Linked DNA regions of Homo sapiens: region 2 is linked to region 1. Evidence: read pairs that join two places in POLR2A ChIA-PET (ENCODE). Cell type or tissue: A673. All regions are shown on one strand. Links, peaks and the distances in the headings refer to the core of each region. The heading gives the core; the rest is flanking DNA.

Evidence for each region. Peaks named below come from ENCODE experiments on the same cell type or tissue, not always from the same donor. Only the 100,000 strongest peaks of a DNase experiment are listed, where the experiment ranks them.
Region 2: POLR2A ChIA-PET joins it to region 1 with 17 read pairs; 3 of 35 experiments call an interaction of 5 or more read pairs at or near these places.

The regions. Positions count from the first base shown.
Region 1 is chr3:114,401,608-114,417,296 of GRCh38, forward strand. The region is part of intron 7 of ZBTB20 (zinc finger and BTB domain containing 20); the gene reads right to left. Among named protein-coding and RNA genes, the nearest start is that of ZBTB20-AS5, 44 kb to the right of the region's middle. In A673, for the core only: a CTCF peak has its summit at 10,402 (motif pointing right); DNase peaks (open chromatin) are centred at 7,374, 7,914, 9,864 and 10,384; H3K4me3 peaks cover 2,746 bases; H3K27ac peaks cover 4,408 bases.
Region 2 is chr3:114,330,955-114,346,643 of GRCh38, forward strand. It overlaps ZBTB20 (zinc finger and BTB domain containing 20), which reads right to left. Exons shown (of 12, transcript NM_001348800.3): 12 at 1-8,472. The coding sequence ends at 8,051. Among named protein-coding and RNA genes, the nearest start is that of ZBTB20-AS1, 13 kb to the right of the region's middle. In A673, for the core only: CTCF peaks have their summits at 5,353 and 5,553; no DNase peak of the experiment used is centred there.

The sequences.
Region 1 (15,689 bases), core at 2,641-10,640:
CCCGAGCCACTTTCTTTGACGGAGATGACTTTCCATCTGAGGACTTACATTTTTCCCATGAGTACACTCTCTGGCTTGTAATACATGATGAGGTCTTTTTATACTTGATCCCCACTCAGCTACCCATTAAGGTGGCTACTGAAATAAAAAAAAATAATAGGAGAGGCTGAAAAATGATTTTTGAAAAATCACAAAGGTAGGATTTTCTTTAAACTACCAATTTGTTTGAGAACAAATACAAATGCTGGATAGGAAGTTTAAAAGTTTATGGGGAATAATAATATAAATGTATAACATATATACGTCCATTTCCTCACTGCTTCACCTTGCCCATGCTAGGAAAAATCACTTAAAGGCTGTATTTTTTGAGTGTGCATTCTCAGAGTGAAGTAGCTGTACATATCATGTAAATTGGACTGGGGAAGGACTTCGCAGAAAATTACAGATGGCAATCACATCCTGCCAGTCATTTGGTCTAGAACCAGAGAAGAAAAACTTTCTTTTCTCTTTTGATTGTTCAGTAACATGAAACAGTGGACTAGACTAGTTCAAACCAAAGAATGTTTTAGGGCACACCCACTTTGAGGACCAGCACCTGGCTATGCTACATGCTCTTCAATTGTTTAGGCATATAAAAAGGAGTGATGAGATGGTTATATGTCAAAATGGCTGTTCTCCCTCCAAACAGGATTTGATTGGCTTATTTGCTTTTGGAGTACTCTCCAAATCCATAAACAAAGGAGTATTGAATTGAAGAAGCAAACAGGAGAAAGAAAAAGGCTAAAAAGGAAAAGAGAGAAGAAGAGGAAGGAAAAATACTAATTTCTCAGTATTCCTATCTGCAAATCTGGCTGGATTTGATAACAAAACTCCTACTACTGTTCTCTAATGGTCTTTGCTGCATGCCATATGGACATGGCTTCTAAAGGGGATGAATTCTAGGTTTTCCTCACAAATATCCAAGCACAGAACAGCAGGGATCTTGACGACTAAATCATCCTAACTCACGACGAGGATCACAGAGGTGGAACATGGCTGTTGGGACTAGATTCTTCTGCTTATTTCATGTGCTTTGTGAATTAAATTGTTCGTAGAGTTGGAAAGCTGGTGGACTAAATGTTTTAATAAAAACAGCCATGAGACACAACAGTTTTCTTCACAAAGGCTTTCCCCCCTAGCTACTGTGAATATATTGCTGAATGGTTCTGACTTCTGGAAGGGCAGGAGGTTTGCCTCTTCTCTTTGCCTCAAAAACCAGGCTTATTCTATGCATCTGGGAGATGATTATACTTACCCGAAATTTCAGGATACTATGTCAGACAGTTCCTTCACAGTGGTGTGTCTGGCACCTAAGCAAGGACTTGGTGGGCCAGACACATTTAAAATGTAAAAGTGGATGATTATATTATTTTGCATTGTAACAATGAGAGTATTTCTGGATTGTAGCTGACGTGTAGATCATCATAACCATATGTGGCACAACAAACCACACAACATTGCATCAGAAGCTTGTAGTTAATATTTTTAAATGATTGATTATTTTGAAATAGAGAAATGGTGGATGCTTTTTTCGACCTCTTTAAATAACCACTTATTGAATGTCTATTGTCAGTGATGGACTCTTTCTTCACAGAAGGGAGCTGGGCTATGCCAGACTCTCACCATGTTCTTTCTCCTCTAACACTGAACAAAATATCAGTAAAACACCAAGTACAGCTGGTTTTGAACCTAGTAAGAAATCAGTCTGTAGTAATGGGCCATATTGGTAATAATTGGAACTGGTGATATCGATAGCAGTGGGAATAACTGACTTACAAAGGCACAGCAGTTCAGGAACGTCTCAGGGACTCAGAGTGGGTAAATGCGTAAATCTGCTCTCACCTATTTATATGCTCCAACAAATATCTGGAACTCTAGAAACTTCAAGAGTCTAATATGATCAGGCCACGTTTATAGGTATTATAGGATTCATATAAAATAAGGAGGCATACATGTTGATCTAGTGAGCGTCTCCATATTTGTACAACACTCAGGATATGTCTGAGAACACATTTTAATTTTTAGAATCAGCTATAGAATCTGGCAGTTATTATAAAGCAAACTTCACTTCAAAAAAATTAACTGAGAAGCCAGATGATAATCCAGATATACAAAACAACATTGGTGGGATAAGTCAAATAATTCTCTAAAATGATTATGGAGAAACTGAAGAAATGAAGGGCACCTATTTATCATATGTGGGTCCCCAGCCACGTTTGTAATCTGTTGTGTGACCTTGGGCAAGTCATGAAACTTCTCTCGAGTCTCATTTTTCTCATATATAATGTGGGAGTGTTAGATTAGATGGTTTTTAAGATTCTTTCCAGTAATAACATTTGATGATTCTAAAGTAAGAAGAGATGAAAGAGTAATTCCTCTTTCCTCTTGTTTTGGTAAATACTTGCTTTCTCCTGCTCCGTGCCTATGCAGTTTGCAGTGAGTATTAGGTTTCTGGACTCAAGAAGTCAAATAGTAAATACTGAAGCTATTTTTCCTTGTACACATGGACAAATCATAGGGGAATAATCCTTCCTTTCTTTGTATATCAGTGTCTCTTCTCAAATCAGACTTATGCCTAAGGTAATCACGATCATTCTGGTACTAATAAAGATTTTTCCTCATCCTTCCCACAAGGCCCTCACCCATGCTCATGAAAGCTTATGTGATTGGGTTATTTCTATATTTATGTCTTGGCTATTTTTTCTCTTTCAACTTGTTTATGAAGTCCCTGGTAAGCATAAAGCTGCAAAAACAAAAACAAACAAATAAAACAAAACAGCTCTGTTTGAATAATTTACTTCAGTTGAAGCAGTATAAGAAAACATCCTAACGCCGAGGGGAAGAAAACAGGTCATAAAAATACCCTGGTATCTTAGAAAAGACTAAATAAAAGCTTATATCAATAATAGTTTCATATGTTATTGTCTTTCATTTTCAAAGAGAATGGTACATATTGGCTTTATAGTCTGGTGTACAGACGTGGCTATTTTTCCCCATAGCTCTCAGGTCAGTGCATCCTCAAAGCCAAGAAGGCCCAGAGCCTGCCGAGCTAGCTTTACATAAACAAAGGAGCTACACAGAAAACCCAATACCCGGAGCTTATATCATATCCTGACTAGGCACTCTGGTTACCCATGACTCGCTCTTTTCCATCTGTGCCCTGATTCTCTGCTGGTTTAATTCCCTTCACCTAGAATGCCCTCAGTTTGCCTCCTTTTACTGCTCAGAATTCCCTCTGGACACAACTCACGACTAGCATAAGCCCCATTTCCAAGAAGCAGCTTAGTTTGACCCAACTTAGTTTGACCCAGCGAAAATTTTCATGGATAGCAAGTGAAAATTAGTCCTTGTGATAACTGGAGTCACTGAAACCAGGTATCTAGGAAGCACTCAGAGAATACCAGAGAAAAACTTTCAAGGGTTGCAGTGTCCTCATAGGAGGAAAAAAAAAATCCTAGCTTTAAGAACAAGCCCAATATAGAAGCTGTGGTATGTAAGAGAAAAGTTGTAGCCATGTACGGGAGGAATTGTGTTAAAACAGTCTGACTTTTTTTTTCCAATAAAGGAGAAGAGATCCTCTGTTTCTTAAAAGAAGTTTAGTCATTGGATATAGCAACATACAGTGTCATAAAGTTTAATTGCATTAATTATGAAGCTAAAATGTCTACATTTTAGTAGAGAGAACATGGGGCATAGCTAAATGGCGAAGACATAGGAATGTGTATACAATTTGAGTTTCACTTCCTCCAAATCTCTCAGTTAGAGGATCCCTCTCAGTCTGACGGTCTTATCATCAACAGCTTCACAAACTCTGACAACACCTGGCTGGGTTTAAGGGATGGGCCATGATATATCTTGAGAGTAAAAGATGGAATGAAACTCAGAAATGCTGAATGCTTTTATATATGTATACAATTTTATTTATGTGTATATTTATATATCAATATATACAAACATATATATTTGTATGATGTTTGGCAACCTCACTCATGGTATTCCTGTGAAGTAGGCATGTGGTAAACATAATTAGCCCATTAAACAGATGGTAGGGCTCTGGCATATCTCACCATATTCTAAAATGGTGGAGCTGTAAGCAGGGACTAAAGAGAGTGTAGTTTGATACATGGCTAACTGCAAATCTCTGTGAATTGCTACTTTCCTAAAGACAATCTGGGTAGGCTGCATTTGGCTGAGAACTGGGGATAGTTTAGGAAGCTTTAAAAATATACAAAGGGACAACTTTTCACATTCATTCAGATATAGTATCTTCATTTTTACTTACTAGAGGCATTTTTTTTTAAAAAACAGCTTTTTATCTTAACTCATCTGTGTTCCAAGCAAACTTCCAAATTGCTGAGCAGATTAAAAAAAAAAACCCTACATGCCAAGTAGAAACACTGGGTAAATGTTATTTTTTAAAATTGTCTTAACAAAGTGCACTTTTGGAAAGGATAAAGTTGAAAAGACGTTTGGTACTGTAAACACTTAGCTGTCATTGTAGCACAGTGACCAAATACGTCCAAAAGCACATGTAATGAACTTTTATCCGACTGAATTATATGACCATGGCATTGCCACTCTATAGTACAGCAGGCTTCAGAGATCCTGTTATTAAATATTCTAGCCTAATTCTTTATCATTTGAAATAGGATCTAGCAGAAGTGAAAGAGTTACTAAAATTAAGACTTGAATTTACAAGTGTGTTTGAACTGGCTTCAGGAAGACATGAAACATCAATACATCTGGAGAATAGAACTTGCAATTGACTGTTCTTTACCATCTGGTCTCAAGAACATTTTCTGCTTGGAAGTTGCATAAGCAATGAAAAAACACACAAACAACTTCCTGTACCATGTTTTTGGTCACTTATAATGACGCATTACAAAGTAAACCAGCTAAATATGAGCAACTGCGCCTTACTCGAGATGACAACATACATTATATAACTAAGATCAATGAAAAAGAACATCTTTATTTTAAGAGACCTGGACTTAAAATATTCAAGAATAAACATCCTTCCTTCTAAGGTGTTTGTACTCCTTCTAAGGTGTTTGTACTGAGTAGTTTTGGCTAGACAGGTTTGTAGAGTCACTACTACAAAACAATCCCTATATTTTTTCAAACTGAAAAAGGATATAAAAAAGCAAGCTATATTGAGGAATAAAATGTTCCATATATTTTAAAATGTTTTTTAATGACATAAACTTGCCTTTTTAAGCAGTAAAATATATTCTACACATGTTTTTCATAGAAAACTTTTACATATCTTTGTTTTCTTAAACACAGTATGTTGATGTAATTTAATTTTTTTCTATGATACAGGGTCATCCTTGTGACTATTCATTGTTCCTGTTTTACAGGAATACACTTTTCTTACTTGTGGTGAGAACTGGCCTCATCCCTTGGCTCAGCCTAACGGCCACAGACTGAGCTATAGCCCACTAGCCACTGCCATAGCCAACTGGCGTCACTGTCCCAGTTTTTCAGACCCATCGCCTCTAAATCCTCTCTGCTAAATGTATTTTCTAATGTGCTTTGGATTAGAAAATCAAATAAATAAGAACTGTAGAGACAATACTGCTTGAATGCAGGGTTTGGTAGAAGATTTGGGGGAAACTCATTTGGACACTTGAAGGTCTTCAGTTACTTCTTTGCTCAGGGTTGTAACTCAGAGATCTGAACTACCAGAAAGTGGATTTTGAGGTATTATTGTGTAACACAGAGTGAAACATTTATGCACTTTTATTGCAAGGCTTCTTATTTTAAACAGGGTTGTCCAGAAATCCATTCTTGATTACTTTACTTGATAGGTCTCTGATCCATTATATTTCACTCCCTTGATTTCCTCCAGCAATGTAACTAACATAATGACAATTGGGAAGTAAAGAAATAGCACATTTTTAGGATAAGGTGAGAGAGTCTTGGTAACTGACTTCATCATAGTGATGGAGGCAAAAATATACAGTCAAGTTAGAAAACTTCCCTGGACTGCTAATGGGAACTCTGGCCTGACTAGACACTGGGAAAACATTAAAAACTGTGAAGTTATTTACATTAATTTTCAGTGTTCAGAGAAGTAACATCTGATCATCTTTTTTCCTCTTCTCCAAAAGGAGAAGTCAGAATAATTCGCAATCTGTGATAGGATAGGGATTGTATCGAAATTTGCCTTTTTATTACCTCTGAAAATAGGATTTCTAAGCAAACTAATAACCTTAAAACTGTTGGGAGGAAGGATGGGGGAAACCAAATGTAACCTATATGAGGGGGGGGAAACATCTTTAACTACTTTAACATACACACATCTGATAAGTTACTGAAAATTCTTATTTATTTTGAAGTTAGTGCTGAAGAAACTCTATCTGTTAAAACTTAGAAATCTCAGTTCAAAGTACATGGAAATATTCCATGATCACGTTTTCAGCTCATTCTAGTCGTCTGTCTCCCAGTTTATTTGAACTGATGAAATTTTACAAAATAAACTTCTTTAGCTTTCTAGAGTTACGTTTTTACCCATGTAATCTATTTGTTAATTTTTGTAGCATGCTTATATGATAAAAAATACTATGTAAGTACTGAGTTTGCTTGTTATGGATTATTTCTGGATACAGAGAATTTGCAAGAAACTTCAGTTTACAGCAGCCAAGGTTACTGCAGACTAAAGCAGAAGTTCAGGCATAAACTTGTCTTCTACCAGTTTTCCACAACTTTGCTGTTGACAGCATCTGAGGACATGGTTGATGAGTTCTGAAAATCATTCACAACATTGCTAATGTTTAGGAATCTTATAGCTTTGCCGGACCTTTCCATAATCACGAGAGAAAACCTTTGACGAAATTAGAACAAGTCCTCATACCCTCCCTTCCTTTCTTCTAGTGATTTTTTTTTTTGTATTGGAACAATCGAAAGATTCAATGTTTTTAAATTCCATAGAAGACTAACGATTGAATAATTTTCTCACATCTCTGTTTGCACTTTCGCAGTCTGGTTGCATTGATTTGTGTCTCACAAGTAGACATTTCCTTTGTTGGTCACAAATCAATGCTACAGAACAAACCTGCCAGCACATTCCACCCCCACCCCCAATTTTTTGCAGTTTAAAAACAAAGCACATTTATATACTTTTTCTTTTAAAAATTACTTTCATTGGTTAGTAATACACTAAAAGAAGACAAAGCCTCAGAGTTAAAAATCCCCGGGAGAAGGAGCTCCTCTCTAGCTGGTCTCTGATTCTCTCACACTGCCTGGAGCAAAGAACTGCCTAGTGGGAGAGCAGCGCTCGTCCGCCGTCCGCTCCTGGTGTGCTCTGTTAACCCAATTAAGGTCCTCGCCTTCATACATCACAAAGCTGCCCAAAGCAACACACTGTGATGTCACAGTCAGATATGATTTCATGGCAGGAAAAAACCAAAAAGGCAGAAAAGGTTGAACGTACTCTGCTTTTATTCAAATCTTCTAAGAGGGGGAAAAAGGGAAGACTTTTTTTTTTTTTTTTTTTTTTTTTTTTCTGAGAGAAAAAGAGCACAAGCTTTCTGACGTGAATGTGAAAACTCCGTTCTGAAGATACCCTGGTGCTTTTACCCCAAGTGGATAAGCATGAATAAAGAAGCACAAAGAAACACTGTCATCAATCAGAATGCTCTTGCCTACACTTAGCTACAGGTGGAAAGCAAGCAGGCACGATTTGATTTACCTAGATTAAAAGAGCAATTTTCTATCTTCCTTTTTTCCTTTTAAAAATAGCCAATCGATTTTGGCCTAGCTATTGCTGACTGTACAGGTCCATTTTAATACACCACTGATTAAACGGTATGTTCATGGCTGAAGGCACTACAGCAGGAACAAACAGAAGCAGCTGAAGGAAGGGGGTGGGGGACAGGCGAGAGCTCCAAAAAACACTCCACGAAGGCCACAACTACTCGGCACTTCCCCCGTAGACAGTTGATATAGCACATTTTAGGCTTGAACCAGCTATAATTCTGGGAGTTTGAAGCCTGGAATTCATTTAGCTTTTTAATTCTGACCTTAAGAATAAAAAAAAATCAAAGCTATGTTTTTTAAAAAACACAAATGAGGGAAATATTGTGTCCTAAACTGCAATGACATCTGAAATGAAGATGTGCCTCAGAAAGATGCTTCTTATGAAACACTTGAAATTTCATAAGTTATAGAATTATCTACTGAAAGAGGACCTAGTTGTTTAGAGACTTTGTTTAGTGAAATTGCATGTAAAAGAAACAGAAAGAAAATAGGACTTTTATATAGGGTGACTATATGTTGGGATTCATCAGGCAGCTCTCAGAAGAGGGAGAATATCTCTACTAGTTCTAGAAAATAACCATCTTGATTATCATGAGAAAGTATAGCCTTTATCGAAGTCTGGGTGGCAGGAAAAATAAATTAGGGAGGGACCTTCTCAGGCAACTCAGAGAGAGACCCAACATCCAGCAGATGTTTCTTCTGAGAAAGACAAGGTCCATCTAACAGGTGAGACATCAGCTGAACAATGGATGCCAGGACATGGGAAGTGGCTCTGAGAATCAGCGAACTCCATGTTTAAAAAGTCAACCCACTTTTTTTTTTTCTGTTTGCTTACTGATTCCTTGTTCCCTTCTCTCCTGTTTTCTCTCTCCAATTATCATTTACTTAATTTGAAATTCTGGCCTTAATGGGGACAGAACCGTATCCAGAGGTACTATTAAGATAAGAAAATTCAGGAAGAAAGATTTAATGAGGGGCTTAGGAGTTTTTGGAAGAGGAAAAGGACATTAGAGAGAAACGAGGGAAAAACTAAGAAATTAAATATCAGCCTCAGCACGGTGGCTGTAGAAGAATAGCTTCTGAGAGACACAGATGGTCTGCATTCTCCAGAACAAAAACAAACAGGAAGTAACAGGGCCAGAGCCCCCTCTCCCCTTCATTCCTCTCTCCAGTGTAAATTGGAAAAAAACTGAAATGTGTTCACATCAAAAAGTTTTCCTTCAAACTCTAGCAAGTGACCACAGTAAAAGAAACAAGAGAGCGCTGGTTCCAGCAGGTAAAATGCTGAAAGGATGTCACATCGTGGGGGTGAGGAAGAAATCAGGGATTAAATACATACAGTTTGGAGAAAAATCAGGCTCTATAGCTAACTAATGATGAATGGAGCAGACAGGTGGCAGATTTGAGGTCCGGAGGAGAGGAAGGGCTCCATTTTGAGCCGCCCATTTTCTGGAGGAGAGGTGGTGGCCGCTGTGGAAAATGGCTACTCCTGGGGTGCATAGGGAGACAACTGACTTAGTGGAGGGAAGGGAAGAAATAAACTAGGGAGTCATCCAGGGACACATCGAGTTAGTGAGGGTTTTAGTTTGGATGATAACAAGCTCTTAAAACATGGCTTTGACTCATAAAAAATGTAGCTGGGATGGATGGCTACTTACAGGGTTAAAAGCAAACTGAGAGCTCTTCTATTCCCAAATCTGAATGCTGAAGTGCTGCCTAGAACAGCAAACATGTACATGCAAAATATCAAAAATACACAAAGTGGGGGTGCAGAGGAGGTGCAGGATGCACCAGTCACCTCCTTCCCCACACCCTTCAACAGCACAGAGCTCTGGCAGGGTCATCACCAGTAAAACTGGATTCTTACAAGCCATTCCACAGAGAGAAACCATCCCAGGTCCCCCATGGCTCCAGGCATCAGTGAGGACAGTTTTCATGTTCCAAAACTAATTGGACAGTAAGGAGTGTCTGTAAGAATAAAAGCGGGTGGGAATGGAGGATGGAAATAAAAGGGAAAAAAAGTGTCCTTGTTGAAAGTTTTAAATTACAGGCTCAGTAAAAAACTGGCATTCCACCACATCCGGTCTAGTTACCAAATGGAAAAATAGGGTCATTAACATGTTTATTTGAATTACATTAGTCCTTCTCTTTCATATTTAATTTATTCTGTTAGAAAAAAACACAACGCTCTGCATGCTGGTGAAAGGCAGGGGTGTAATGGATCAGGGAGCTGAAATACAATGATCTTTACCCATTATCTACCCTGCTAAGGCTTTTCAGAACTTACTAGGATCATTCAGGGATTCTTCCCTCACAAGGGAGGGAAGGGTACAGAAAGATGTAAGGTACAGATGCTACTGAGTTTGTTAAAATAATATTGAAGCACATTTAAATTAAGGAGTGGAAGGACGATTTTAATATGGAAAGTTTACAAAAAGAAGAAAAGTTTGGGATAAATGACCTCTTCTGAGACTGAATGTCCAGATGCAAGGTTGGTGCTAGGCTTACGGAACATCTCCACATGATATGGAAGTTGTAGAACATTGTGTTATTAGTATTCGGGGTATTAAAAGGCGAAGTCTGCAGGATGATCTCATGAGGCTTGCTGTCATCCACAAGAGGTCAGGGCAACTTCAGTACAAGCAAGTATAATGCAGTACATTCAGGGGAAAATGAAACAAGGTATATTTTCAGGAAGATGTCCAGAAATGACCTGGCTATCTTTGTGGCGGTGACATGGAAAGGACATAGACTTAGTATCATAAGGCCAGTCCCTGCTCTACAACTTACTAACACCATTTGCACAAGTAATTCAATCAGTTTTCCTCATCCATAAAATGGGAACATGAACAGTTACCATAGAGTTGTGAGGATCAACTGAGACAATCTATGTGAAAGTGTTCTATAAAGCACTGTACAAATGTAAGACATTTATTTTCTGAAGACAGTGGTGCCAAGTGTGAGCCAAGCAGTGTGCCAAATATCCTCAGAAATAGGATTGGAAACAAAGCAGGGAATGCTCTGACAAAGCTGAAGAGGACAAGGATCTCCCATCTCAGTGTGACTGGGTGTATCGCTCACTCAAACCTGAAGGGATTTCTCACCGGGATGCTGACCTTGGGTTCATAGACTAACTCCACAGTAGGTTGCCACCCACTCATAATGAGTCATTTAAAGTTCAAATCTTACTTCATGCTAGCGATGCTAGCACAGAGGCAAGCAGTTTTAGGCTTTTTTTGGTCACAGATTTCTGCTGCCATTGTCAAAACAGTAGCCCCAACCTCTAACTGCAACCTAGGGCAGCCAGCCCAACCTAGACTTGATTCTGGTCACTTTTAGTGGAACAAATTGGCTCAGAAAACATCGCCTTCTACTTCTTCTTTAGGATATCCAAAATGAGCAAAAACTTCAGTCTCTAGCTTTTCCTTAAGACAAGTTTCTCCCTTTGCTACAAACGGAATCACATCTTTTTGTTATGATTCTTCCTCTATGGTCCAGTTTGTTGAACATTTTGCCAGCTGTTTCTAAGCTGAACTTTGGCTTAAATACAATTGCAGTCACACTAAGATCATTCTGTTTTGAGCCCAGAGCATAGAGTGTAATTTTGATAGAGGAAGGGGAGAGTTAAATTACGATCAGCTCTAGTAAAAGGTAACGGCAACTCATGGGTGGGATACTTTCTGGATGAAGTACTTCAAAAAATAAATAAATAAAAAGAATAGGAGAACGTTCAGTATTAATTAAAATAATCATGACATAAGATGAAGATTTCTATTTATAATGATAAAATCCAGGCAAGGATATGGTAAATGTCTATAAAGAAACAAAAGGTCTGGGAAACTGACTATGGATTTCTTTTTCAAATTCTAGTATACGTGAACTGGAAGTCATCTTACTACTTTTCAAAAGAAACAATTTATGACAAACTAAAGAACTACTTTACACAGTAGGCAATCAACTTATAAAATTCATTAAAGGTCGATGACATAAATAGTATCACAAAGGTTTAGCTAAATTCATGGATAAGTCCATAGTGGGTTATTCAGAGAAACTAGGCTATCTGGAGGAAAATAACTCTAATTCTTTAAGTTAGCAACAAGGACAATTGTGTCTTATATAACAGTTTCCTGTCCCTGTGATCAGAAAATGAATGCTGAACTGAAAGGACCATAAGCCTGAACCAGAGGGGCTTTTCTTATAATCACATGCTTGTAAGAAAGTAGGGACTAACTATAGTGCTGATATTAAGCCTGCTGGGGCCAGAAGGTGCACAAATTCTTGAACCTGCAGTCACATATGTCACATTACCTAAGCTGTATTATGCCACTCCTTCTCTGCAGCAACTATTATCATCTCCATATTACAGATGAGAGAAGTAAGGATCAGGGAAGTTCAGAGACGAAAAGTAAATTAACAAAGGTCACACAGCTGGTAAATGGCAGATTTGGGATTTGAATTTAGGATTATCTACTTCTGAAGCTCTGCTACCACACTGCTGCTGTTTTCTGCCCAGTAGCCTGATGTATTAACAGCTTAAGATGACTAATTTAACCTGTTAAAGCGATATGAAGTCTTGCTCTTCATTTGCCTTGATATCTAAACTGTGTGTGCAGTAGCTTCTTGTCATCAAATCATGTGCTCATCTATGGCTTTACATTAAAGATGTCTCCAGCTCTCATTAAGAGGGAACAAAAGAAGCAAACAGATCACGAGGAGGTAAAAGGCATGCTGCTATGGATTATTATAGAGTACCTCAGACTATAATGTATATTAACAGAAACTCTTCTCTATCAACTAATCTAAAGACTCATTCTTAGTTTTCCTAATCTAAACTCAGGTACTACAATAGAAGTAATATCCAAGAAGTGAATGAATATGATGAATTCCAACAACCTCCTTGCTTTGGTGACTCTAATGTTGAATGGGATATCAAAATGGAAGATGAGAAACACAAGAAATAGCTGGGTTGGGGGAGAAGCACGATGAGGAGAAGAAACATTAGAGAAGAATCCGGAGTTTACTTTCCCAGACTCTAATTTAATCTGAATGAGCTTTGTTTCTCCACATTTTGAAGAAAATTTAAGTTTAGTAATAGGAGATTGTGTAATGCAAGAGTGTTGCTAGCCTAAAGGCTGTGATAACATATCTTAGGAGCTCTGTGTCCCTCATAACAAAAGTAACAAACCTTTCAAAATTATTTGTGGCCTTGAAATATAATACAAAATACCTGTATCTTAATTTCTATCCTTGTAAAATGGGAAAAGTTATTTTTATATGAAACAACGAATACATAAAATACTATATATTTATATAAAATATATAAAATATAATTATAAAATATATAAAATATAAAATGCTATATGATAGTATATAAAATACTATATATTTTATATAAAATTATTATATATGTTTACATGTGAATAGGAGCTATTTGTGAGTTTTATTAAAAGTCTAGGTAAAAGTAAAGTCATCTATACTCCTTTCTCTGGGGTTCTCTTCCCTTTCCTTTTGTATATTTTTGCTCCCCTTTCTCTGCCGCCCCCCCGCACCCACCCAGGATTTTAACCACAGATGTAATGGGTTTCTGTAACACTGGCAACTCATAGCTTTCACAAATGTTCCCTTGGCTAGGGACCACCCAAATAGTGACCAAATAGTGACTCTCACTGGCTAATGAAAAATCAATGTGGTTTGATATCATTAGGACAAGGTCAAAATAATCCTCTAAGCAGAATTTCCTTACATTCCCTCAACACCAATGTGACAATCTCGCTGCAAACAAGGCATAGGGATGTGGCACTGCTGAACCTGGTAAAGCTATGTCATTGTTAACTGAACTAAAGGAACTATCAGTGCCAAAGAAGAAAGAGAGTAAGAGAAAAATGTCAGAAATGACTGTCTAGATTCAGAGAAAAACTTGATGAAGGGGCATATAGGGATGGAAGACATCTTCGACTGATGACCAGCAGCTTTGAACTCTGCTTCTGGCTCTTGATACAAATTTGATGTGTTGGGTGGTACAAAATCACTACACTGTCTAGGCCTAAATGCCTTCACCTGTAAAGTGTGGGACTCCTTTCAAATCTAAAGTTCTGATTTTGTGTCTTGTTTGGCTGGCTTACTCGGTTAGAACATAGGTTTAATAAGGTTAACATTAGAGATTCAGTTTTCATATAAATCAGATGGCCTGATATAATACTTTGCACATAGTACTTAATAAATATTTGCTCAATGAATAAATGTCTTGGAATAGAGAAAAACTCTATTTCATAGTCAAGGATTCTAATTTAGGGTTAAATGGAGTGGGGCCAAGAGAGAGCACGGGGCTTGATACTAATGCATCTGAACTCCTGGGCGAAATAACTTAAAACGTGGGTCTCACTGACATTGAGTCAGTGGTATCACCATATAGTAGTTGTGCTACAAGAACAATCTTACTATTCAGACTCTTTGAATCACCTGAAAGTGTTCTTGCCAGTAGCCTCTTCCCAAAAGAGATAACCAATCCTGAGAGAATTCCCTGATTTTAAGATTGCATAAATAGCTCATCAAATCCCTACAACATTCAGTTGGGATATGAAAATTACAGATATTTTTTTCCTCTTCACTTTTCACATGGAAAAACAGAAGTCTGCTTCCATTGCAGTCACCCCATCTCCTACAGGGGTGGGAAATGACTTAGCCAGTATTACAGATTGAGCCACTACCTCTTTGTAAATACTATAGTTGAGCATAGAATTTGCCCACGTATGGTACACCCAGGGATTTAGGTGGCAATCACATGCCAGAATTTTGCTTTAGATAATGAGAATCAAGTCATAAAAGAACTTGTGAAAATAAAAATTGAGACACTTAATAATATCAACCACCTGATCATTGTGGTCAGACATATGATAATTTCAATTCCTTAGCAATACTTAAAAAAAAAAAAAAAAACAACTAACTAAATAGAGGGATTAGAACCTGGAAGATAAAGAATCAAACATTAGAACAAGTAACCTTGGATCATAAATATTCTCTGACATTTTCAATTTGCTTGCAACATACAGGGTTTTGTTTTGTTTTGGTTTTGCTTCCATGAGTGTATTGTATCCCCCACTTTCTCCCCTTCTAGAAGCTGGCTAAGTATAGACGCAGACGGTGAAACTCAATCGCAGAGTGCTGACAGAGCTTCTCTTAGGGTCTACAGAACAGATCTACTGAGTCTCACATCTCTTGGTCAGCAGCGACAGGTAAACACTAGCTTTATTTTAGCAGCTCAGCTGCAGCTCCATGGGCAGCTGTCCTTACTGCACATAATCAGTCCCTCTTTTCAGGGGGTTATAACTCAACTATCAAAATACCAAAATATGCTCCGGTTTGAAACTTGGTGTATAGAGTCCCAAGCCCAGGAATGAATGTGGTTTACTTCCAAATTTAAGAAAATATTGAGTTTTGTAGGTCATTTATTTACTATTTTCAAATATGTTTGAAGAATCTTTTAAATGCCATAGGAAAATGTACTAAAAAGGACACACCATTTTAATACCTTTGGTGATTCATTCTGAATTTCAGCACACCACTGAAAGAACCAAATGGTGGTGGAAAAAAAGAGTTTGTTTTATTTTCTTACCAAATACAGATGTTTTGACCACTTGGGTCCTCATCAGTGTTCAAAATATTAGTGTGTTGTAACATAATAAAATAAAGGCGTTAACTTCTTTGTTTTGTTCTTTTCAGTGATGTGCAGAATGGATTAACGAGTTCTTGTTTCTGGCCCTCGTATAACTCAAAAACTCGTTTCAACTTAAATAAATTAAGTAAGTAATTAGTTCATAATATGGCCTAATCACCTCTGGTATTTTGAAACAAACAAAAACACAAAAATGGCTGTTGCACATTTGCACTTA
Region 2 (15,689 bases), core at 3,471-11,470, 70 kb before region 1:
TCTATTGGTTTGCTAGACATGGTAAACAACCCACTCCTGGAAAGACTTTGGCAAAGGCCACATTGGTTTCAGGAGACACAGTTTGTGAATTACGATGATATCTTGTGAGTACAGGCAGAATTAGGAAGCTTTAGTTTGAGAATAAAATTTATGTGTGTGTGTGTGTGTGTGTGTGTGTGTGTGCACACTGCATTGCATAGAGGAAAGGAATGAAGACCTTTGAGCTATGGGATGGCTCAGGCCAAAGTTTGTGTGGGCTTTGCCTGCCTGGCATTGGTCCCCACCCCTGCCACCTCCAGGAGACCTGGGGAGACGCCCTGGACTGCTGCTCCCTCTTGTCTGCTCACCAGTTGAAGACTTCTGTTATACCTTATTATGGAGGAAAACAGCCTGTCCCTGTGGGTTTGCTGTGGATTCAACAAGCTGCATTTGTTTCTCCCAATTCTGAAACATTACAAAAAGCAACAGAGTGGGCAGGTGACTGCTTCCTGGGAAGGGAGCCACAAGTCTTAAACACAATGGTGGGAAGAGGCAACTGTATCTATGCACGAGGACCTCTGCCTGTGTGTGCTTCCTTTGGGGGGCACACACACTTCCAGATGACAATAAGTATATACACAAACACACACATGTGCACACATGTCAATAAATCCAATAGAACTGTAGAGTTTGTTAAATGCACTCTACTCCACATAAGCATATTCAAGTTTCTCATGAAACGGATACATAGAAATTACTGATGGTTGGGCTCCTTCAGAATGCCCTAAAGTCTCATCACAGATACTGATGCACCCAACTAAGGCAACAAAGCATAAGCAGATACGTGAGATATGTCAGACCTTCGACTTCTAACCAGAAGTTCAAAAATGTATCTTGTTGTCACTGGGCAATATGAATGTGAAACAGTTTTGTGCTGAGGGAAGCTCACACTGTGTGTGCACATGTATAAATAATGTATACTCATTTATAGACATTTTGGACAGCAGCGGTGACATACTGGATGGGTTAAGACTCTTTCATTATTAGAATCTACATATAAATTGCAATGAGTTTGCTGGGTAAAAACAACTGTTGCAACACTAGTAGAAACAGATGCCCCCAAGGTTTTTTTTTTTTTTTTTTTTTTTTTCTCTCTTGGATGTATCAAAATCTCATTGAGGCATTCTAAACCAAAGAAACCTCTGAATTTGAAACAGGGTTAGTAGGGACTTTTATACCCAGCTGGGCATCCCAGAAGCCTGGACTCTCAGGACTGTGGCTAGATTTTGCCCATGATCTGTAGATTATGCTCTTGCACCGGAGACTTGAAAGTTATGAGTTTGCATTCAAACAAAGAACCACCAGATAAAACAGATGTTCTCTAAAACTGAGGAAAAAAAGTTTAGAGATATACACTGTATAGAGAAAGAAAGCTTTTTGCTGGATTGTTCTCCTTGTTAAGGAAATGTTTAAAACTAGTACTCCCGGGCACCTGTGATTGCATTTTATAGGATTCTATTTAGTAATATGATGTCTATTTTACATTCAGCCCCAACCTACGTCACTGAAATAGAATAGGAAATAGCAGCCACTATCTGAGAGTACCCAGTTCTAGGAAAGTTTGGTGCCTCCTCAAGAAGTCACTATTTCCATAGTCCTCAATCATGAATAGGGCTTGTTTTTGTGATAATGTAACTATTAAACAGCAAGAAATGCCTATAACTTCAGAGCCTTCTCATTTCTATATCTTTTATCCTCTTCCCAGGGCTTTCTGATTTAAGGCAATAATGCTACACTATAAGTAGCCTTTTGTGAAAATACCTTAATTGAGGTCACTTAAGATTAGATTTCAGTCTGAAAGTCTACAGTTTACGGAGCAAAAGGTGGAGCCTAAAGAAACCACTGGCAGGTGTTTTAGTCAGTGGTGTGGAAAGATAATGTTTCTTGTTTCAACCCAGGGCATTTTTACCCATCATGCAGTGAGGAGAAAATACATAGTTCTGAAAAAGAACCCACACTAGGTAGCCCTAATTTTCTATCTCTTCACTCTAAAAAGGATGGAAACAAGCCCTACTGTTCCATAACCATTCCCAGGGATCGGCTAAGGTACATTGCTGACTGCTATAGACTCAGTGTTCAAGGAGAAAAAAATCTTCAGAGACTTAGAAAACTCTTTGCAATATTTTGGTCAGGCTGATCGTCTTGATACTCAGTGCTAGAAATGATGCTTTGGATTAGTAGTTTCCACATTCTGAATTTATAGGAACACTGAGTCACCACAGCCTTTTTTCTTGTAAAGGTTTAAGTGATATCAGAAATAGCAACTCTACACGGAAAGCCCTTGGGAATATGAAAATACTCTCTCTCAAGAGCAAGGGCTCTTCCGTGCCCCTTTTCTGCCTCTGTATGTAGCCTGAGCACCAGGGTAGAGATTGCTTTTGAAAGTTTGCCCCATGTAATCTATTTCCTGGCTACCTAAGAGAACAGCCGTTTTCTTCATGAAAACACAAAGAGGGGAAAGAGGCTGCTGCTGTTCCAGTGGGAAGTTATGTCTAGCCCCAGAAGGCCTGGTGGCTGGGTCAGCTCAAGCACTCTCTTCATGCACTGCAGGCTCAGGAGGCATTGGGTTGCTTTGCTTTTTCTATGGAATTAGGGAGCCTATTGAAATTCTAGTGCACCCCTCCTTTTGTTTGTCACCAAGTCACATGGTTCTGTCTTCAGTATCCTATTTTTCTTTTTTTTTAATTTCTTTTTCTGAGGAACAAAATTGGCCATTTAAATAAAGTTCTTTTCTAGTGAGTAAAGAGGTTTCTCAGAGCCAGAAATCACTGAAAAGAGAGTCTGTCGACCCTGCCCATGGAAAAGCCCAGAGATTTCTCTAACCACTTCTTGCCAAACTTCCTAGTTTTGTGATTGGATGTTTCTTGGTTTAGCATTGTTTGGTGCTGAATACATTTTGCAATTCTTTTGTTCTCTGCCCTAGAGCTTCCATTACCCTGGACTTCAACTCATTACCAAATTAAAGAATTCTTTTAGAAGATTTCTTTTAAGAGTCAGGTCACAACAGAAAGGGCGCCCTCCTGTTCTCCTAAATCTCAAGGGCATCTCAGGTTGTGTCTGCTCTTACGTTGCACCTTCCTTTTGTTCCCTTTTAATGCAGCAGCACACTGGCTATAGCAGAGGCAGACCTGATTTGATTATCTGATACCTTTTCCACAAAATCATATATCCCCTGCTCCCAGCCCCAACTAATCAAATAACATCTTCTAGAACAACAGAGGAAAGCTCCAGAATGGGTGTATATCCTGTGACTCCTGGCCAGATCCACCTTGCTCCCTGTCTTCCTAGGGGTCACAGGTGTTGGGAGCATTGTGGAGGAGCCCCAACAAGGAAGCAACATATGGCTTTATTATGTTTTCTCAGGAATCGAAGGGGTTTTATAAGGGGCATATCTCATTTTTGACTTCTGTGCTGAGAGAAAATATTGAGTTTTGGGCGCAGGCAGAGCACAGACAGGACAGCTGGTGTTCCTGTGTGAGGGAAGTACACATAGCTCAAGGCTTTAGGACTGAATGTGAAACAAACATACCTGGAGGAAAACTTTTTTCATTATCAGAATTCACAAATTCTTACTGTTCATGGGTTGAAAAAGAGTATTTGGGACCTTATAGAATATTTTGATGATACAAAATAAAACCCTTATGACTTTTAAACACAGCAAACCCAAGTCTTTCTAAGGCCAAGAGCTACTATGATCTCTAAGATGACTAGGAATGAACTGAGGCTAGAATATGAGCAGGAAATTATCCAGCACACTTAATCATGGCACAAATAGATTCAAAGCATTAGGAATTTGGGAAGAGAACGGTCTATAAAACTGTTATTAGGAGCTAAAGTTTACCTCTCAATTAAAAGATACAGGAAACCATTTTGATACAGAGATTTTCATTTCAGATTTTTTTTCTTTGCTTAGCTTGTTTCCCCCTGTGTAGAATTGTAACAGATCCATGTGTTCCAATTATTTTCTTTTTTAGGATTATATTTCACACATTTGGGGGCCTTTTTTGTACAAATATTGGCATGTAATAAGGAAAAATTGCCCATGATGCTGAGATAATACCAGTGTTTTTAGTGGTAGAAAATATTATTTTTTTATAAACCATATCTAAATATCTTGAGATAAAAATTCCCCTTTGACTTTTTTTCCTCTCCCTTGTTTGGCAAATTCCATTTTAAAATTATAAATTGCTAAAAAATGTCCTTTCCATACTATTTCTCTCTTCCTTGTACTCATCCTAAGAAGTCTTAAATCTGGAACATTTGCTTTTATCTTATCTATCTGTTTCCTGGCTACTAGAAAGAAATTTTTTTAGCACTCATATCACCCTACCATGAAGGTCTAAATGTAAGATGACTGTAGGACTTGAAACAAAAAAAAATTAAAAAGATCCACACTCATTCTTTGATTTTGAAGCAAATGTCTTTCCCTATTTCTAAAGATATTTGTGATTGTTTAACTTAAAAGTGAGAATTGACAATCTAAAAGCATCTCTATCCTTTTGAAACAGGTCCAGATTGGTTTATTTCCTAAAATGTGGGTCAGTTTGGAAAGTGGCCATTTGATGGGCCAGGAACATAGCAATAAACAACTACCTCTTTGCTCCTCCAGATTAGATCTCCCACTCCAATCCAGCTTCTTCCTCTTTCCACAAAATAATTTGTCAACTATTTTAGAATGTGACATATTTGGGAAGGATAAATGTACAGTAGGAATATGTCTACTGCTATGCAAACCTGGCTGGTCCATTTTGTCATGGACTACAATGATTATATCACCTCATTAAGAATTCTTTAGGGATCCTCCACCTCCTCCCCCACTCCCTTTTTTTTAAGAGACACTTCCTTTACAGGGAAAGGATGATAGACTCCTCAGGGTTTCAAGTCACCTGCAGCTTTTTCTCTACATGTTCTACCAAAAGAAAAGGTGGATTCTAACCCAATTGCTTAGCATTTTACATGGCAAATCAGCATTAAGGCAAATGGGTCTCTCTCAGATTTGAGAAACAGAAAGCTACACGTGGCCCATAATGGCACCTAAGATCAACTTTTCAGGCGGTATTAGTGAAAATTCTTCCTACTTTGCTAAATTTGAACAAAGACACTTTCAAATCTACTGTGAAACAGTTTAAAATATTTTAAAGTGGCTTTTGGCCTTCTTTCATTTGTAACATGTATTGAGTGATTTCATGTCATTGTCTCCTAGCTTTAAGAGTTTTTTTCTTAAGGTCAATCTTCTCTTTTCATTTTATGGGTGGAATCACTTGTTTTCCAAAATATCAAAACAATTCCATGACATAGTTAATTAATGCTCCCTCTATTGGTGGTAAGTGGAAATATTAGTCTTACAACACTGCTATTTTAAAAAGCAAAATTAGCAATAGAAAAATGAACTTACTTTATCTCGGAAGCTGTTCCTCACTAACTGTTAAAACAGATCAGTTTTGGACATACAGTTCTTGGCAGGACTCCTCTTAGAAATCACAATAGGTTACACTTAATAGTCAGTTAACCACCCAAGTTTACATTAAAACTTCTAGCAAAATATCCACTGAATTAAGCACTGTGGGACCAAATCAAACTCACAAACACTTCAGTTACACTAACCTTACAAAGCATCACAAAGAACTTATGAAAAAGATCCAAGTTAACCAAATGTCTAAAATATATGAATAAAACCAATTTAGTCATTACAGAGTTGTTTGTGTTGGAAGATTTTCCCTCGTTTGCTGCACAGTTTTTGTAAATAAAATGCTGACAGGAAAATTAGAAGGAAAATTAAATTAAAATGTAATGTAATTTTGAAACTAAAATACGCTCTCCTTTCTTCTTTTTAAAACTGTAGTTTGGTGTTTTGCTTTGTTTAAAGATTTGCTTTCCCCTAAGTATGTTAAAATATGCCCAGCAATGAAATCACTTTGGGAGTTTCAGCTAGGTTTAAGAATTCCTATATTTGAGCTGGAATCCCTTCAGGACACTGTCTATAATGAAAATGTCTCTATTATAACACCTTGATCAGGACCGAGGAGAGAAATCCCTACTAGGAAGAGAGAGTGGCATCTGGTATGATGCAATAGATTGGTGGTCTTTTGAATGGTGGCTGTTGGCATCTGGGAATTTTTTTGTTAATTTCCCTAAAACCTTTCGAAGAAGCAAGGGTTAATTCGTCATCTAAAGAATGATCATCTTATTCAGCCCTCTTAACCATGGTGGAAACAGTCAGAAGGTGATATTTGGAAGGAAAAAAGTAATTTTGGCATCAATGCATCTTGATCTATAACAGGCTTCTCATAATGATGCTCTTTGTAGTTGGGAAGGGTGAGGAGCTATGGCAGAGTTTTGTGAACTCCTCTTCCTGGCTGATCACAAAAGAAAAGACCCCATTTATCAAGACTTCTAGACTATTAGTGTTTCACTAAGAAAAAAAGTAAAGTCAATAGAAATTCTAGAATTGTAAGATCTCAATGAAATTTTGGAGAAGCAAGCAATCTCTTTCTGAAAGATAAAGTCTCTTCCATGAAAAAGAACAGAATTCTAGATGAATCAGTTGAAAAAATTATTCAGTGGGGCAACTTAAGCTTGCTAAAGTCAAAGAACTACATATCAAAATACAAAGCAGCAATTCAAATTACAGCAGGGATGGGCTGGCCACAGAGGCCCTCATCAACCCAGGCAATACTTAAAATAATAAAAATTAAGAAAAATTAAAAAAAATATGAAGAAAATATCCTTCCTCTCTTTCAAATATAACTTTAGTTGCCTTTTATTCTTTCTATCTGGAAGCAGTATCGCTAACCTTAACAGTCTTGACTTACCAAAAAATATATATATGTGTGTGAAATAAAATAAAAGAGAAGGAATTGGTGGCAGTGTATGCAAAACCAAAATGAAAAAAATTACTTTTAACAATTTCACTTTTTTTGTTTTTTTTTTTACACAAATACTGTTGTAAATATATTAAAAAAATCAGCATTCTATCTGGTAAACGTCACTTTTGCCCCTCTATAAAATTTTGAATTAAAAAAGCCTCAAGAACTTTTTATTGTTCCCCCCACCCTCCATTTCTTTTTCTTTTTCTCTTCCACAAGAATATATCCTGACACTTTTTTTTTTTTTGCAAAGATTGTTGGAAATAATCCTTCTCTTGTACCTAGAAACATAGGTGCAAATTTCTGATATCTTTGTTTTATCTGCATTCCTGCCTTTCATGAAAGTCCCTCTTGATTGTGCTGAGGCTGTGGCTCAGCGAAGACACTGAATAAATACGATAGCCACTGTTGCTTGTTGCTTGTCCAAGTCTTCCTGGCTTCTGCTGCAAGAGGGGGATATGGAGAAGGTGGGCCAGGGTGTGTGGACCCGGGCAGAATCTGGGGAAGAAGCCTGCCATTCGTCTTTCTTTCCCACACCACCGAACCCACTGCCCTTCCCACCCCCACAGCCCTTTTATGAAATCAGACAACGTGGTAGGTGGAAAACAGCAGGGCCTTTCCTCTGGGTTTTCAACCAGAAGTGATATTCCACAGTTTTAACTGGTTACTGTGAAGTCCAAGCGGCCAGAATTGTGAAAATGTCCACTGAAACACTGCAAGCGGTGTACTTAAAGACAGTAGGCCTTTTAGATTTTGTTATATATTTTTTGTAGTGCTCTTCACAAGTGGAAATTTTTTTTTTTTTTTTACTTTTTTTTAAAAGATTTTTTTGTAAAGAAGGGTTGTATTTAGAGGCCAGTAGCTAGAGATCCAACCAGTGGACCTCTTGAAGCACTACCAGGCCTTAAGGCCACCATCCGAGGGAGACTGGGAAAACTATTATTCACCCAAGCCTCCGGAAATGTAATGTACCAGCAGGCAAAAAACAGTTCTTCATGTAGTACAAAATGAAACGAAACAAAAACAAAAACAGAAAGTAAAAATGAAACCAAAACATTTCTTAAATTCTAGTGCCATAGCTTTTTTGTTTGTTTGTTTTTTGTTGTTGTTTTGTTTTGTTCATAAGAAAGAGAGAAAGATACTACTTATCCGTCAGACACATGCATCCTCATGTGGTCGTTGAACTGCTCGATTTGGTCAAACTTTGCTGGGCAGACGGAGCAGACGTAAGTGGTCCCCTCCGTGCAGGCCACCACGCCTGGGGGGCCAGCGCGGGCACCTGGGGGTGTGCCTGCAGGGGGGGTCCCATTGCTGGCACTGTGCAGGGCCACGTGTCGCTCCAGGAGGGTCTTGTGAGAGAACTTCTTTTTGCAGATGTAGCACTCGTAGGACTTCTCTCCCCGGTGGAGGCGCATGTGCACGTTGAGGGAGCTCTTCTGGGTGAAGCGCTTGTTGCAGATACTACACTGGTATGCCCTCACTCCTGTGTGTGTCACCATGTGCTTGATAAGGTAATCCTTTAAGGAGAAGGAGCGCCAACAGATGCTGCATTGGTGGGGCTTCTCACCTGTTGATGTAGGAAGAGACAGCAAGCAGGACAGAGCGAGACATAGCAAGGGATAGAGAATGAAGGACAGGAAAAACAAGACAACAAAAAAGAAAAATAAAACAATTAAAAAATAAAATTTGATTGCTTAATGGATCATCCTCGTTTGGAAAAATCCAGGCCCTCCTAGCCTCTCATGTGCAGAGAAATTTTGCTTTATGGTGATGCCAGGACAGTTTTGTTTTCCATTTCCCTGTGCCATAAAACGGCTTTCTTGGAAAGCTACCAGATATTCCCCACTAAAAGTCTTCAAGGTCACTCCGTGGAAAAGGGAGGGCTACTTTTGAAGGGGGTCACTTTCAGTGTCCTGATTAGGGGATTTAGTGTTTCCCATTAACATTATCAAACAAATAGAAGAAATAAGAGAGAAGAAAGATCGTTGGAGACATGGGGTGCTCTAGAATCCTTGAGAACTAAGGATATTGGTCACTATAGCTTGGTTCCTTGGGGTAAGTCCCCACTTCTAGTAGTCTAAGAAATACACCTATGTGTTGATTGTGAGTTTGGAAAATATTTGCCAACACAGGAATACGTTATTTTGAAGAGCTATACTTTCAAGTTTATCTATTTTAGACAGAAATCTTTCTAAAATATAACTTAAGGGTTAATTGCCTGTTCTCTATTGACTGTAGTGAGCTGCAGATTGGCCTCATCGGGTGTAGAGGCTGAGTAGGCGGTGGGCAACATGATGATATCAGACTCAAATGATCCTATTCAAATCTGGGCACCAACACACTACACTCCACTCTGACAAATCACCAAATGCCTCTGAGGTATACAGTCCTACTTACCTCATTGTGCTGGTGTTGACATAAAATACATATGAAATCACTTTGCAGACCACCAAGAGCAGTGTGGGAATACATGCATGGTATTCTTATTACAAGGATACCTCCCACCCCCATTAAATGCTTCCATATGCCTTTTGAACTCTTGGGTCAATTTTTAAAATAGTTTTCCTGCGTCCTCCTTTGCTCTCAGCCTGTTGGCGGAAACCCTTGTTTTTCCTCAGTTTACTGCTTTGGTTTGGCTTAGAAACCAAATGATCAAGTTTGTTACAAACAGTAAGGTAAATAATAATACTCAGTGCATGAGGTATTCTTAAAGTCCATGGGTCCGTGACATCTCTTTAAGATGATTACTTAAAGACTTGTTTTCTTTGTGCTGTTTGTTCTCAGCTCTGCTCCTGACAGGTGAGATGAACTGCGTGTTTGGTCCATCTCTACCACCTCATTCCTGACTGCCCAGTGTAGGCCCTCACCTCAGAGAAAAAAGTCCTTCCATGATCCAAACTAAAACTGAAAGCCTCTGAAACTCCTTAGGATAATATTTCAACATTTGGACTATGCATCAAGGTAAGAAGTCTTTTAAAATTTGAGCTAACTTCCACTTAAAATATATGCCTTGACTGTTTTTCATTTTTTCCCATTATGAAATAGGAGAGCTTTGATGTATTATGGTAATAGCAGCAATGAAAACAATCACCATGTATTGAGTGCTTACTATGAAGCAAGGTTGGTATTAAGTGCTGACTATGTAGCAGGGTTGGTATTAAGTGCTGTATGTTCATGATCCATTTTATTAAACTTTCTCTCATCAGGAATTTGTTGTTATTGTGTTTTCAAACATAAACAGATATGTTTTGAAGCACACTGACCAGACAGTATGCTGCGTAAGATCACATGGTTAGAAGATAATTTTACTTTTAGATTAAAACAGGAAAGGTTAGGGAAGCCTCATTGCTAATAATCTCAATTTGCTGAAGACTTCAGTCTATGCATAGTGTTTACATTGGTACCTTTTTTTTTTTTGAAGTAAGAGATTCCCTAAGAGAGACAGTCATGCATGTTTTTAGCTGAAACATTTCTGTCAGCTGTAAACATGCCTGGAAGTCAGCTGGTCTTTGCTATCCTCATGCTTTCAGACGATTTATAGAGGCTATGATAGGCTGGCCAACTATCATTTAAAACATGTCCACCTGTCACCTTTTATGGGAAGCGTGCCTTAAATTCCAGATGGTATTTTGGCTGCTAAGAAGTTGAAACTTCACCTATGTTAAAATGCTCTGCTGTTTGAAACTTTCACCTTCTGTGTGTTTTTCCTCGAGGCAAGGTCACTGATGAAGACTTTATTTTCACACTCTTCTAATCTGTCTATAAATTGATTCCTCATAGTTGTCATGTTTCTCTCTATAGCATATATAGGTATGTTGTTTGTGTGCATGTAGTATTGGTTCTACCATTAATTATCCATGTGACCCTGGGCTTTTTAAGTGTTTTCATTTCTCTGGGTTTATTTCATTTTCTGTATGTGAAGAGTTGGACCAGGCAGTTGCACATGGTCCTTTGTGGATTTAGTGGTCCTGAGTCCGTGGTGGACTGCAACCCCTGAGGACTCTAGTCCTGGCCTTGTCAGTGAATGACCCAAGGGCAACCTACTTAGTCACTGAATGCATTAACAGTCTCACATTTTAAATAAGACAAAGTATCCTGTTCCCTTCCCTGCCACAGAACAATGGTATGTTACTTAATAAAGAGAAATGTTTGCAAAGAACTTGGGAGCTCCTTAAAGGAAGGTGCTCTCTATAATTATTAAGGTGCTGTGATGGTGAAGTGTAGGTATTTCAGAAACTGTCTTACTAAATGGGGTATATTTTCAGATTAGTGAGGTGCTCACAACTTTCATTTCTGTATGAATTTGAAACGCAGTCACTCAGCAGGAATGAATGATTGTGTTTTAAGAAAATTTTTTTTCCCACTATTTTCTTGCATATTACTTACAGCAATCCCAAAATGGTTTTAGACATTATGCATAAAATGGATGAGGTCTGTCGATTGTTGCTCTCCAAGTAAAGAAACAAAAAGTGAAGATAAATGGTCAGAGATGGTTTTCCAGGTTTAAGCCTATGGTCAGGAATGGCAAGTCTGATTTGTCAGAAGGGGACACAAAGTAAAAAGTGGATAATTGAATTATAACATCAAGGGGAAGGTCATATAAGTTCCTTCACTTTAAATGATCCATTTTGGGCCTATACAGATGTAGGAGTCAGATATGAATTCCATTTCCTTGGCTGAGTGACTTGGGCATGTCATTTAACCTCTATAAGCCTCAGTTTCCTTATCTATAACTTGAGAATAATATAGTAAGTACCTGTCTCGTGAAGGCGTTTTGAAAATTGAAGAGATAAAGCACTTAGTACAGAGCATGTGGTCATTTTAAGAAAAATTAAACTGTTCCATTCATCACAAAGGAACCAAGGATAAATGAAACCAACTGCAAAATGACTTGCATGGCATATGGAAGTCAATCCTGAATTTTTAAAAAATTATTTCAGATAATCAGTAAAACAAGTGATTATATTGCAGCTATGTAATTCAGAGTTAAAGGTATCGTCTACTCTCTCAATTACATATGCGAATGGCAAGAAGTGGTATATGGATAAAATGTCAGCACAGAGCACAGACAGAGGATTTCCTAGGAAACCCGTGACTGAGCACTGGAGGCACAGAAACCAAACAGCAAGGGAAGAAACTGAGGGGGAGGCAGTGCCCTTTACTGCCTTGCCAAGGGTGTTGGGCGTGGTAAAAGTATACGTTTTTCTCAATTTTTCAATGCCTGCTCATCACCTTCTTCTCAAGGACCAGCTCTGACACTTAACTCTACCATGACTGAAAAGTGAAAAAAAAAAAAAAAGGAAGAAAGATCCTGCTTAGGTTAGAAGATGCAGAGGGTTCTGCCTGAAGCTCACAAAGTTCAAGTAAAAGCCATCCTAATGGGTAAAGACACCCCAATTTTGAATAGGAACCTCTTGCACTGGGGGCTCAGCAAGAACCCACTTATTCTACTGATTTTTTTCCCCTCATTTTAACCAAGGCTTCTCCTGAGCTGTGAAAAAGACAATGAATGCTGTTATCAGGAGATTTTTCAGAAGCACTGTTCCTACCTGACTCTCCTGTTCTCTCTGCCTCCCCATCATCTGCCCTAGTACAATGCCCTCCTCTTTCGTGAGTACAGTGATGGGTCAAAAAACCAAGACAGGGTGCTTGATGAGACAGCAGGCAGCAAGGAAGGAGGAGAAAGAGGAGAAGGTGGGTAGCAGAAGGTGGCCACTGGTGAGGAAAGCAGAAGGAACACTTGAAAGTCCAGGTCCTCTGAATGGGGAACATCAAGACACGACCAGAAAATGGGGAAGGTTCCATATTAACAATGGAAGTACATTCAGATGGAATCATATGGAGCTTTTACTGGCTGCAGAGTCTAGTCTCCGTCAAGAGACGTCTGTTTAAAAGGGGGCCCACACGGCTGGGCACCGTGGCTCACGCCTGTAATCCCTGTAACTTGGGAGGCTGAGGCAGGTGGATCACCTGAGGTCAGGAGGCCGAGACCGGCCTGACCAACATGGTGAAACCACATCTCTACTAAAAATACAAAAAATTAGCTGGGCATGGTGGTGGGCGCCTGTAATCCCAGCTACTCAGGAGGCTGAGGCAGGAGAATCACTTGAACCCGGGAGGTGGAGGTTGAAGTGAGCAGAGATGGCACCACTGCACTCCAGCCTGGGCAACAGAGTGAGACTCCATCTCAAAAAAAAAATGGGGGGCCCACACACCTGAGATATCAGCGGTGTGATTGCCTGCCAGCCTTTCTGTTCATTCCCTGGGATGTGATCCTGTTGCCAGCTTGGACTGTGAGGCTAAGAGGGACTGCCTATTGGGAACATGCTGCATTCACAAAATATCTGTGGCTTCAGTGACAACTAAGATATTTTAGTTTTAAGCAGAACTTTGGAGAGTTTCATCCATGCTACTTGACTTTTCTTAAAATTTTGTGAATAGAGTGGATATTAACATCCCCAGAAAATAGCATCTCCAAGTAGAGAGTTGTACTAACATCTTGAAGGTCATCTAAGAAGTCAGTAGCACCTGAGAGTATAATACTAGCCCAACCAGATTATCTTCCTCTCCCTTGTTAACAACTCCTTGTTCTCTGGATTATGCTGCAAAATGTATGATGCTACTATAACACATATTAATGGCTTTGATAGTTTTACAGCATTCATAATTAAGTGTTTTCACATAAATTATGTTATTCAATTCAAAGAGCAATCATGTAAAGTAAGTACTACAGATCTGAAAAACTGAGGCTTAGGTCAGTTACAGAACTTAGCCAAAGTGACTCAGCCAGAAAGTGGTAATATCATGGCCTTCTCACTCCAAGCCTTATACTTGTTACTTTACACCCACTGGCTTGATATAATTAATAGTCCAAGCTCCATATGAGGATTAACACATTATCTTCATATGACTATTATGGCCCAATCACCAACATTGTTATGCTACTATTGTTACTATGTCTATTTACACTGAATTCATGGCTGAAATAGCTGAACTTCTCAAAGTAATAAGCAAAATTACCGTATGTGCAGAGGATACCAATGGGCTAAAAACAGTCACCAGTGAACGGGCTGTTGATAATATGATTCAGAAAACGCCAAAATATTTATCTCTTGTGGGTAAAAAAAAAACACGAAAGTGTGAACACAGATATGTGTACAATATATTCTATAGCAAATAAAAAAAGAGAAAAAACAAAGAAATTTAAAACTCTTGCTGTGAAAAGAATGTATCTGTGTATAAGTCCCTTGAATTAAATTCTCCTGGAAAGCGTGTTCACATTTTAAAATTTTCTTTTATTTATTTTATTTCAATAGTTTTTGGAGATCAGGTGGTTTTCGGTGAATGTGCACATTGACCAAATGAATGGGCATGTGAAAGTGTGATATACATGTATATATACGTGTGTGAAATGTATGTCTCTGTGTGTGTGTGTTTCCGCTCTCACAGAGTTTACATTCTAAAGGGAAGGTGTAAAGATAATACATGATGATATGAATAATACAAGTCAGTCCTGCTAAATACCAGAAGGGATACATTTGCCATGTGACCTATGTAATTTGGAAGACTCAACTTACCTCATATGTGAGTGATTAGTTTCTGTGATATAATTTATCCACTACAAAATCAAGCTTTGATCCATAATTTTGATTTACTTTTTCTAAACAGATTCTTATTAGTGGAATTTTAAAAAATGTTATGTAACAAAAGCAACCTGATGCCATTCTTCTAATTACCCAGGCTCACCTCTCTAGGGAATTGATTCTCAACTTCAGCATGAACCAGGGCTTGTTACACAGATTTCTAGGCTCCATTGCCTGAGTTTCTGATTTAGGATGTCTGGGGTGGGGGTGAAGGGTGGGGGAACATAATTTGCATGCTGCTAGTGTAGGGATCACACTGCTCCAGGGTTATCTTTGAATTTGCCCTATTGCTTGCCTTCCACATCCATGTTGACACCAAGGCTTATCCTTCTTGTATTCTCTGTCTTTCCCTTTCATTTCCATTCCTTTATTTGACTTCTGCTTTTTTCTCTTGATGAAGGGGGTAGAGGGGAGCACTGCTTTCTTCCCTGACAGGATGGTTTGTATTATCTTTGTTTTTTTCTCTCTAATTCTGTTGCTTTCAAACATGCCCTTAACTCTTAGTTTCCTTTCTCACAACTTTTATGAAGCTGCAGTAAGTGAATGAAAGAAACTCCTAGAGATAAGGAAGTCCTCCGTGGTTTGTTTAGCAGTGGATAAAGAGTGGTTAGGTGAGCAATTTTCTTTTACTGTTATAAAAATTGTTAAGAAATAAAAAAATTCTTGTTATGAAGAATATTCAAGAGCAATCTAAGGAGTATAAAGGAGTTTCAGAGTTTAAATTCCAAAGAGGAAGGACACATGTCAAGCATGTATTATTCAGAGACAGGAAATAGAGCAAAGAAACTAAGTGTCTCCTGGGTAGTAGGGGCGAAAAGTAATAATGATGAGGATTTTTAATTTTTCTAATTAAGTAACACTTTGCCTCTTCTGAAAAGCTCTCACATGCATCATACGTTTACATCAAAAGGCAGAAAAAATCATTTTTATTTTAAACTCAAAGAAATAGACAGTTGTGAAATTAACTGATTTGTTGAAGGACACACAGGCATTTAGAGGAAACAAAACTGGATCCAAATCATCTAATTACAGTACAATCGTCTTTCATTTATGCCTCTACTTTAAATTTTTGGGTTATAATCACTATGAAATATGCTTTACAACTAAAGCTTCCTTGATTCTTAAAGGTAGAGCTTAGCTC